2 separate regions of the Homo sapiens genome follow, and region 1 is linked to region 2. A link is an interaction called in ENCODE POLR2A ChIA-PET data of the cell type or tissue named here. Cell type or tissue: A673. All regions are shown on one strand. Region 1 has its middle 6.7 kb from the start of SLC7A11. Region 2 overlaps ELF2 (E74 like ETS transcription factor 2).

The links. ChIA-PET counts read pairs that join two places held together with the same protein. Peaks named below come from ENCODE experiments on the same cell type or tissue, not always from the same donor. Only the 100,000 strongest peaks of a DNase experiment are listed, where the experiment ranks them.
Region 1: POLR2A ChIA-PET joins it to region 2 with 6 read pairs; 2 of 35 experiments call an interaction of 5 or more read pairs at or near these places.

Annotation. Positions count from the first base shown.
Region 1 is chr4:138,247,007-138,251,006 of GRCh38, forward strand. No RefSeq gene overlaps it. Among named protein-coding and RNA genes, the nearest start is that of SLC7A11, 6.7 kb to the left of the region's middle. In A673, no CTCF peak of the experiment used is centred here; no DNase peak of the experiment used is centred here.
Region 2 is chr4:139,169,286-139,173,285 of GRCh38, forward strand. The region is part of intron 1 of ELF2 (E74 like ETS transcription factor 2); the gene reads right to left. Among named protein-coding and RNA genes, the nearest start is that of ELF2, 5.9 kb to the right of the region's middle. In A673, no CTCF peak of the experiment used is centred here; no DNase peak of the experiment used is centred here; H3K4me3 peaks cover 563 bases; H3K27ac peaks cover 718 bases.

The DNA.
Region 1 (4,000 bases), 920 kb before region 2:
ATGAAACCCCAGTAAGTTCCAAAGAATCAACATTGTGTAAACTATACACTCTTACTATAAACATGCAACAAAATTAGAAATTAATAGTTATAAAACTAATAAAATAAATCTTATATGTCTGGAAATTAAAAATCATACTACCAGCTGCGTGCAGTAGCTCATGCCTATAATCCCAGCATGAGGCTGAGGCAGGAGAATCGCTTGAGCCTGGGAGGCAGAGGTTATAGTGAGCTGAGATTGTGACACAGGGGGACTCTGTCTCAAAAAAAAAAAAAAAAAAAACATACTACCAACTTATCTTTAAATTAGAAAATAGGCCCTGAGAAAAAATTCACAAAATACTTAAAACTGAATAACAATGAAAACCATATGTTCAAATTTGTTAGAGTAGATTAAAGAAAACTTAAAGGAAAACTTAAAGCTTCAAGATACATTCATCAGAAAATAAAAGAGGAAATGAGCTCAATATTCAACAGAAAAATTTAAGTAAAAACAATATAGTCAAAGAAGAAAAAAAGATAACTACAGAAATAAAAAAATTAAGAACAAAAGGGGAATAGAAAACATTCCCAATTGGAAAATCTAATTATTTAGAAAGAATAATAATTTAGATACAGGTTTGGCAAATGTAAGCAATAAAAAATTCGGAAATATATTAAATGTGAGTTTAAAAAAAGAGAAAATATCTTAGAGAGCTAAAGAGAATTTTTAAATAATAAAGGAGTACAGTGATCTACTATATGGAAAATAATGTGAAACTCAGAATAAAATGGACACATTTCTGGAAAATGAATCGATTCTATTACGTCATTAGAAAAAACAGAAAAACTGAATGGAATGGCAACTATTTATGGTGCTAATCAAGGATATCCCTGGCTCAAAAAAATAAAACCAAACAAAACTAGGTTCTACTTGTGTTACAGGTAAGGCCTACCACATTTTTATGAAATAAATAATCTCCTCCTTAGAGAAATTATTTCAGAAAGTGAAAACAGGAGGAAAAACTGCCAGACTCATTTTTGTGAGTTTAGTGCAGACATTGGCCTACTTCCTGTAAAAGGCCAAGTAGTAAATATTTTAGACTTTAAGGCTACCCATTGTCTCTGTCCATGTTCTGTGTATCTGTGTGTTTGTGTGTGTGTGTGTGTGTGTGTGTTACAGCCCTTTAAAAATATAAACATTTTTCTTAGCTCCTGTGTAGTTCGCCAACTCTTTGTTTAGCAATATCTTAACTGCAAATAAGGCATTACAAGGTCAGTGCAATGGGCTAATGACAGGAAGTTTTATAAATAAAGTTTTATTAGAACATAGCCATGCCCACTCATTTATATATTTTCTATGGCTGCTTTCATATTACAACAGTAGAGTTGAGTAACTGCAAAAGAGACTGAATGGCCTGCCAAATAAGAAATGTTTATAATTTGCCTCTTTACAGAAAAAGTTCGCTGACTCTGGCTTAAGAGAAGATACAGGAATTGACTATTTATTTCCACTTTGATGTTCTCTCTTACTAGTAACTCTCTTTGCATATTCAGTGCTTGCTATTCCTACAAGATAGGAGTTAAAACAAAAAAACTGTGAAGCAAAAACTATTATGAAGAGAGTCATTGTACAGATAAAATATCTTTATGCATCTAAGAACACAGCACAAAATATGTGAAGCACATACAATAAAATAACAAAGAAAATTTGATAAGCAAATGTTGAAAATTCAACACACTTCTCTCAATATTAAATCAATAGGAAAAAAATATTATCAATTGTAGGTGATAGTTGATGTTCTATAGAGATTTTCTCATATCACTTTTCTTATTTCTGGGTATTTGTTCCTTAGCTTCTGTTTTTGCTTAAAAAGGCATACCTGCGACTCTCCTCAGAGGACGGCGCTTAGATTAACGGAGCCACTTTTCCCATGGGGGCAGAGAGTAGGGATGCCTGGGAGTTTACATCCCTTATGGAATGTTAACAGATGTTAACCGATCACTCCTTGATTTGAGAATATGACAGTCCAACATACTTGCCTTTAGTTGAGACAATCTCCGGAGTTATTTTCCCAAGCTGCAGGATCAGGCTAGGCGTTTACCTGAAATTTTAGCTTTCTTTGTCTTTCCCGTCCGTGTTCTGCTTCCTGCACTCCCTCCACAGTATTCATAGAAGCATTTCCTTATTTTGTGGTATTTTTTTTTTTTAGAGAACTTGAATTAAGACAGTTGATATTGAACGTAGTCTAGAGTGCAGACTCAAAAAAATCTGTAGTTTACTGACTCACCTGCCAAATGGCAGTAACGAGCCCAACTCAAGTGACCAGCAGAGTATGGATAGCTGCTGTCAGGCTGCTGTATTGCAGTTACTAAGACTTTCACCTGGGATGAACTGGGATAGGGTACAGTTGAATAGGGATGAACTGCTTTGTGCATCCTCTAGTATTTGGGAATATTACAGTACTCTTCTTAATCTTAGAGATAAGATAAAGAAATATATTGTCACCTCTATCATTTATCATTTTCTATGCATTAACTGCTAGAATTAGACAAGAAAAGGCATGAAGAAGGAAAAAAAGAGCACAAAAACTCATTATTTTATGATTAATTACCTGGAAAAAATAAAACATTCAACAACAACAACAACAAAAATCTCTCCTACAATGAATTAAACCATTTTAAGATAATGTTTACAAATAAATAAATTTCCAAATCAGTACACTTTGTATATACAAACAAGTTACATGAAATATTGAAAGACGTCATACCATTTACAATAGCAACAAAGAATTTAAAAGCTAAGAATAAAATTAACAAGACATTTGTAAATTGTATATTTTTTAAAAACAGCTTGACCAGATAGAAAGATATGTCATGCTTTTTTTTTTTTTTTTTGCGACGGAGTCTTGCTCTGTCGCCCAGGCTGGAGTGCAGTGGCGTGATCTCGGCTCACTGCAAGCTCCGCCTCCTGGGTTCACGCCATTCTCCCGCCTCAGGCTCCTGAGTAGCTGGGACTACAGGCGCCTGCCACCACGCCCGGCTAATTTTTTGCATTTTTAGTAGAGACGGGATTTCACCATGTTAGCCAGGATGGTCTCGATCTCCTGACCTCGTGATCCGCCCGCCTCAGCCTCCCAAAGTGCTTGGATTACAGGCGTGAACCACCGTGCCTGGCCTGTAAATTGTATATTTTTTTAAAAACAGCTTGACCAGATAGAAAGATATGTCATGCTTTTAGATAGGAATACTAATAACATAAGTTGTCAATTTTTTAAGTTAATTTACAAATGGAACATAATACAAATAAACATGCCAAGAACATTTTTAACTAGGAAAAGTAATTCTACAATTATATGAAAATATTAACTTTTCGTGACTAAAAAACAAAGATTGAGAAAATACAAGGTCATCAAAATATACTACGATTTTTCAGTAATTAAAACCCGGTGGTGCAGGTACATTAAAAACAGAATCTAAAGACCAGAAATTGGCCCAAATAAATTTGGAATTTTATCTAACGATAAAAGTATCATCTCAAACCAGAGGGAAAAATATGAACTATTTAAAAATGATGTGAGGCTTGGTTATACACCATGGACTACTACGCAGCTGTATAAAAAAGAACAAAATCATGTCCTTTGTAGAAACACGGATGCAGCTGGAGGCCATTATTTTAAGCAAATTAATGCAGAAACAGAAAAGTAAATACCACATGTTCTCACTTATAAGTGGAAGCTAAACACTGAGTACACATAGACATAAAGATGGGAACAACAGGTACGGGGGACTACTTTAGAGAAGAGGGACGGAGGAGATGGGGACTGAAAAGCTACCCATTGGCTACTATCGGTGACAGTTACTACCTGGGTGACAGGATCATTAATACCCCCAACACCAGCATCACAATATACCCATAATTTACCCATGTAGTAAACATGCACATGTGCCCCCTGAATCTAAAACAAAAGCTAAAATTATTTTTTAATAAATGAAGTGGGGAAACCTACATAAACTGTTAG
Region 2 (4,000 bases):
TGCGGCAAGCCGAGATCGCACCACTGCACTCCAACCTGGGCTACAGAGCGGGACTACATTTAAAAAAAAAAAAAAAAAAAACTATCACAAAAAAACTCATAAAGGCCACAACCCTGCACAAAGGCAACTGCAACCTTACACAAAAAAATACTTCTGCAAGGACATCTGCCCAGTAACTTCATGTCCAACCTCAGACTGGCATCACTCTTGTCACTGATCTTTATAGCCAAACATAATTGATTTAAAACAATGATGTAATCTTCCTCATTTTTCCTTTAAAAATCTGTCTTGGCCGGGCGCGGTGGCTCATGCCTGTAATCCCAGCACTTTGGGAGGCCCAGGTGGGAGGATCACGAGGTCAGGAGATCGAGACCATCCTGGCTAACACGGTGAAACCCTGTCTCTACTAAAAATACAAAAAATTAGCTGGGCATGGTGGCGGGCGCCTATAGTCCCAGCTACTCGGGAGGCTGAGGCAGGAGAATGGCGTGAACCCGGGAGGCGGAGCTTGCCATAAACTGAGATCTCGCCACTGCACTCCAGCCTGCGCGACAGAGCGAGACTCTTGTCTTAAAAAAAAAAAAAAAAAAAGCTATGTCTTCCTTTACCTCCCTGAATATGCACATAGTTTACTACGGTATGCATATTCCCATTATAATGCCCATTCCTGAATAAATACTGCTTTCTTTCAGAGGGACTGTCTTTTACTTAGGTTGACAGAACCATCTGTATGTAAAAGATGAATTTAGAACCTTATTTCTCACCATACACAGAAATTAATTCAAAATAGATGATAAAATCTAACTGTTAGAGTTAAAACTATAAAACTTCTAGAAAGCAGAAAAATCTCAAGATCTTGGATTAGGCAGAGTTCTTACATAAGACAACAAAAGTATAATCTATAAAAGAAAAAATTTAGAAACCACACTTCATCAAAATTTAAACTAATTACACTTTAAAAGATCTTAATCGCCTTTTTTTTTTTTTTTTTTTTTTTGAGACAGAGTCTCGCTCTGTTGCCCAGGCTGGAGTGCAGTGGTGCGATCTCGGCTCACTGCAATCTCTGCCTCCCGGGTTCAAGCGATTCTCTGTCTCAGCCTCCTAAGTAGCTGGGGCTACAGGTGCACACCACCACACCCGGCTAATTTTTGTATTTTTAGTAGAGATGGGGTTTCACCATGTTGGCCAGGCTGGTCTCGAATGCCTGACCTCATGATCCACCAGCCTCAGTGTCCCAAAGTGCTGGGATTACAGGTGTGAGCCACCACGCCCAGCCACCAATTTTTTAAGCAATGAAAAGACCAGCAACAGACTGTAAAGAAATATTGGCAGATCATGTATCTACTAAAAAACTTACATCCAGAATATATTTCTAAAAAAAAAAACTTCTTATAACTCAATAAGTCAAACAACCCAATTATATTACATTACATTATATTATATTATATTATATTAATTATATTATATTATATTTTTTTGAGACAGAGCCTTGCTCTGTTGCCCAGGCTGCAGTGCAGTGTTGCAATCTCAGCTCACTGCAACCTCCGCCTCCCAGGTTTATGCAGTTCTCCTACCTCAGCCTTCTGAGTAGCTGAGATTACAGGCATGCGCCACCACCTCCGGCTAATTTTTGTATTTTTAGTAGAGACAGGGTTTTACCATGCTGACCAGGCTGGTCTCGAACTCCTGACCTCAGGTGATCCACCCACCTCAGCCTCCCAAAGTGCTGGGGTTACAGGCATGAGCCACCGCACCCAGCCCAAACAACCCAATTTTAAAAGGAGCAAAAGATCTGAATAGTGATGTCATCAAAAAAGATGGGTCAGACACGGTGGCTCATGCTTGTAATCCCAGCACTTTGGCAGGCCAACGCAGGAGGATTGCTTGAGCCCAGGGGTTCAAGAGTAGCCTGGGCAATGCAGTGAGACCCCCATCGCTACAAAAAATAAAAATAAAAAATTAACCGGGCATGGTGGTATGCACCTGCATTCCCCATTCCCAACTACTCAGGAGGCTGAGGTAGGGGGACTGCTTGAGCCCAGGAGGTCAAGGCTACAGTGAGCTCTGGTCGCACCACTGCACTCCAGCCAGCCCATTTATGCCAAGTGTTCCATTTTTGGAATGCTAAGCTTGTGGGAATTATTAATATCCTACTGCTCAAGGTCATCGCCAAGGTCTGCTTTTTCACAAAAAAAAATTGCAACTTCGGGCATAAATGGGTTAAGAAAAAAGATACATGAAAAGATGCTCAATACTATGAGTCATAAGGAAAATTAAAATTAAAATCACAATGACTCCACTAAACAGTACACAGAGAAAAAAACAAAAAAAAAAACACAACAAATTAACAAAATCAGGCCGGGCATGGTGGCTCACGCCTGTAATCCTAGCACTTTGGGAGGCCAAGGCAGGAGGACTGCCTGAGCTCAGGATTCGAGACCAGCCTGGGCAACATGGTGAAACCCCGTCTCCACTAAAAAGACAAAAAATCAGCTGGGCATAGTTGTGCTCGGCTGTAATCCCAGCTACTCGGGAGGCTGAGGCAGAAGAATTGCTTGAACCCAGGAGAGAGAGGTTGCAGTGAGCTGAGATTGCACTACTGCACTCCAGCCTGGGCGACAGAGTGACTCAAAAACAAACAAATTCATATCCATTAGAACAGCTATAATTAAAAAAGAAATACAATAATAAGTGTTGGCAAAGATGTGAAGAAAACTAGAACTCTCAAACATTGCTGTTAGCAATATAAGACGTTATGGCCACTTTGGGAAAACAGTTTGGCAGTGTCCTAAAAAGCTAAACGTATGATGCTGTAATTCTACTCCTAGATAGCTAACCAAGAGAAACAAAACCATATGTCCACATAAAGACTTGTACTCAAATGTTTGAGTATTATTTAAAGAGTCAACAACTGGAAATAATCGAAACACCTATATATACTGGTCAACAGCTAAAGTGTGTTACAGTAATCTCCCCTTACCTACAGCTTTACTTTGCAGTTTCAGTTACCCACAGTCAAACATGGTCTGAAAATGATAAATGGAAAATTTCAGAAATAATCTACGTTTTAAATTGAGTGCCATTCTGAGCAGCATGATGAAACCTCATACCATGCCCCTCTGCCTCGGCCATGAATCATCCCTTTATCCACCATATTCACGCTGTCTACACTACCTGCTCATTAGTCACTTAGTGGCCATCTCAGCTATCAGATCAACTAGTATCTTAGTGCTAGTAACCCTTATTTTACTTAACAATGGCTCAAACACTCAAGAGTAATGAGGATGACAACTGGATATGCCAAAAAGAAGCTGTAAAATACTTATTTTAAGTGAAAAAGTGAAAGTTCTCAATTTAACAAGAAAAAAACTTTATGCTGTTTGCTAACACCTACAGTAAGAAATCTTCTATGAAATTGTGAATAGCATATTGTTGTAACTATTCTATTGTATTGTTTTTAATCTCTTATTATGTCTGATTAACAAGTTAAACTTTATCCTAGGTATACAGATACAGAAAAAAATAATATATGGTTCAATACTACCTGAGATTTCAGGCATCCACTGGGGGTCTTGGAATGTATCCCACACAGATAACGGGGGGGGGGGGGGGGGGGGGGGCTATCATATACCTATACAAAGAAATACTATTCCAAAGTAAAAAGGGACAAAAAACTGATAAACGCTACAATATGAATGAATCCCAAAAACATTATGCTAAGTGAAAGAAGCCAGATACAAAAGACTACATATTGTACAATTCCACTTATACAAAATATCCAGTAAAAGCAAATGGATTAAGACAAAACCAATCAGTGATTGCCTGAGGCTGGGGGTGGGAATAAGGGTTAACTGCAAACAGGCTGGAGGGAATTTTGGAGGCAATGGAAATGTTCGAAAACTAGCTCAAGGTGATAGATAGTTTCACGATCTATATATTTACTAAAAATTATTGAATTATATACTCAAAATGGATAATTTTTTTGGTATCAGGTAAGTCA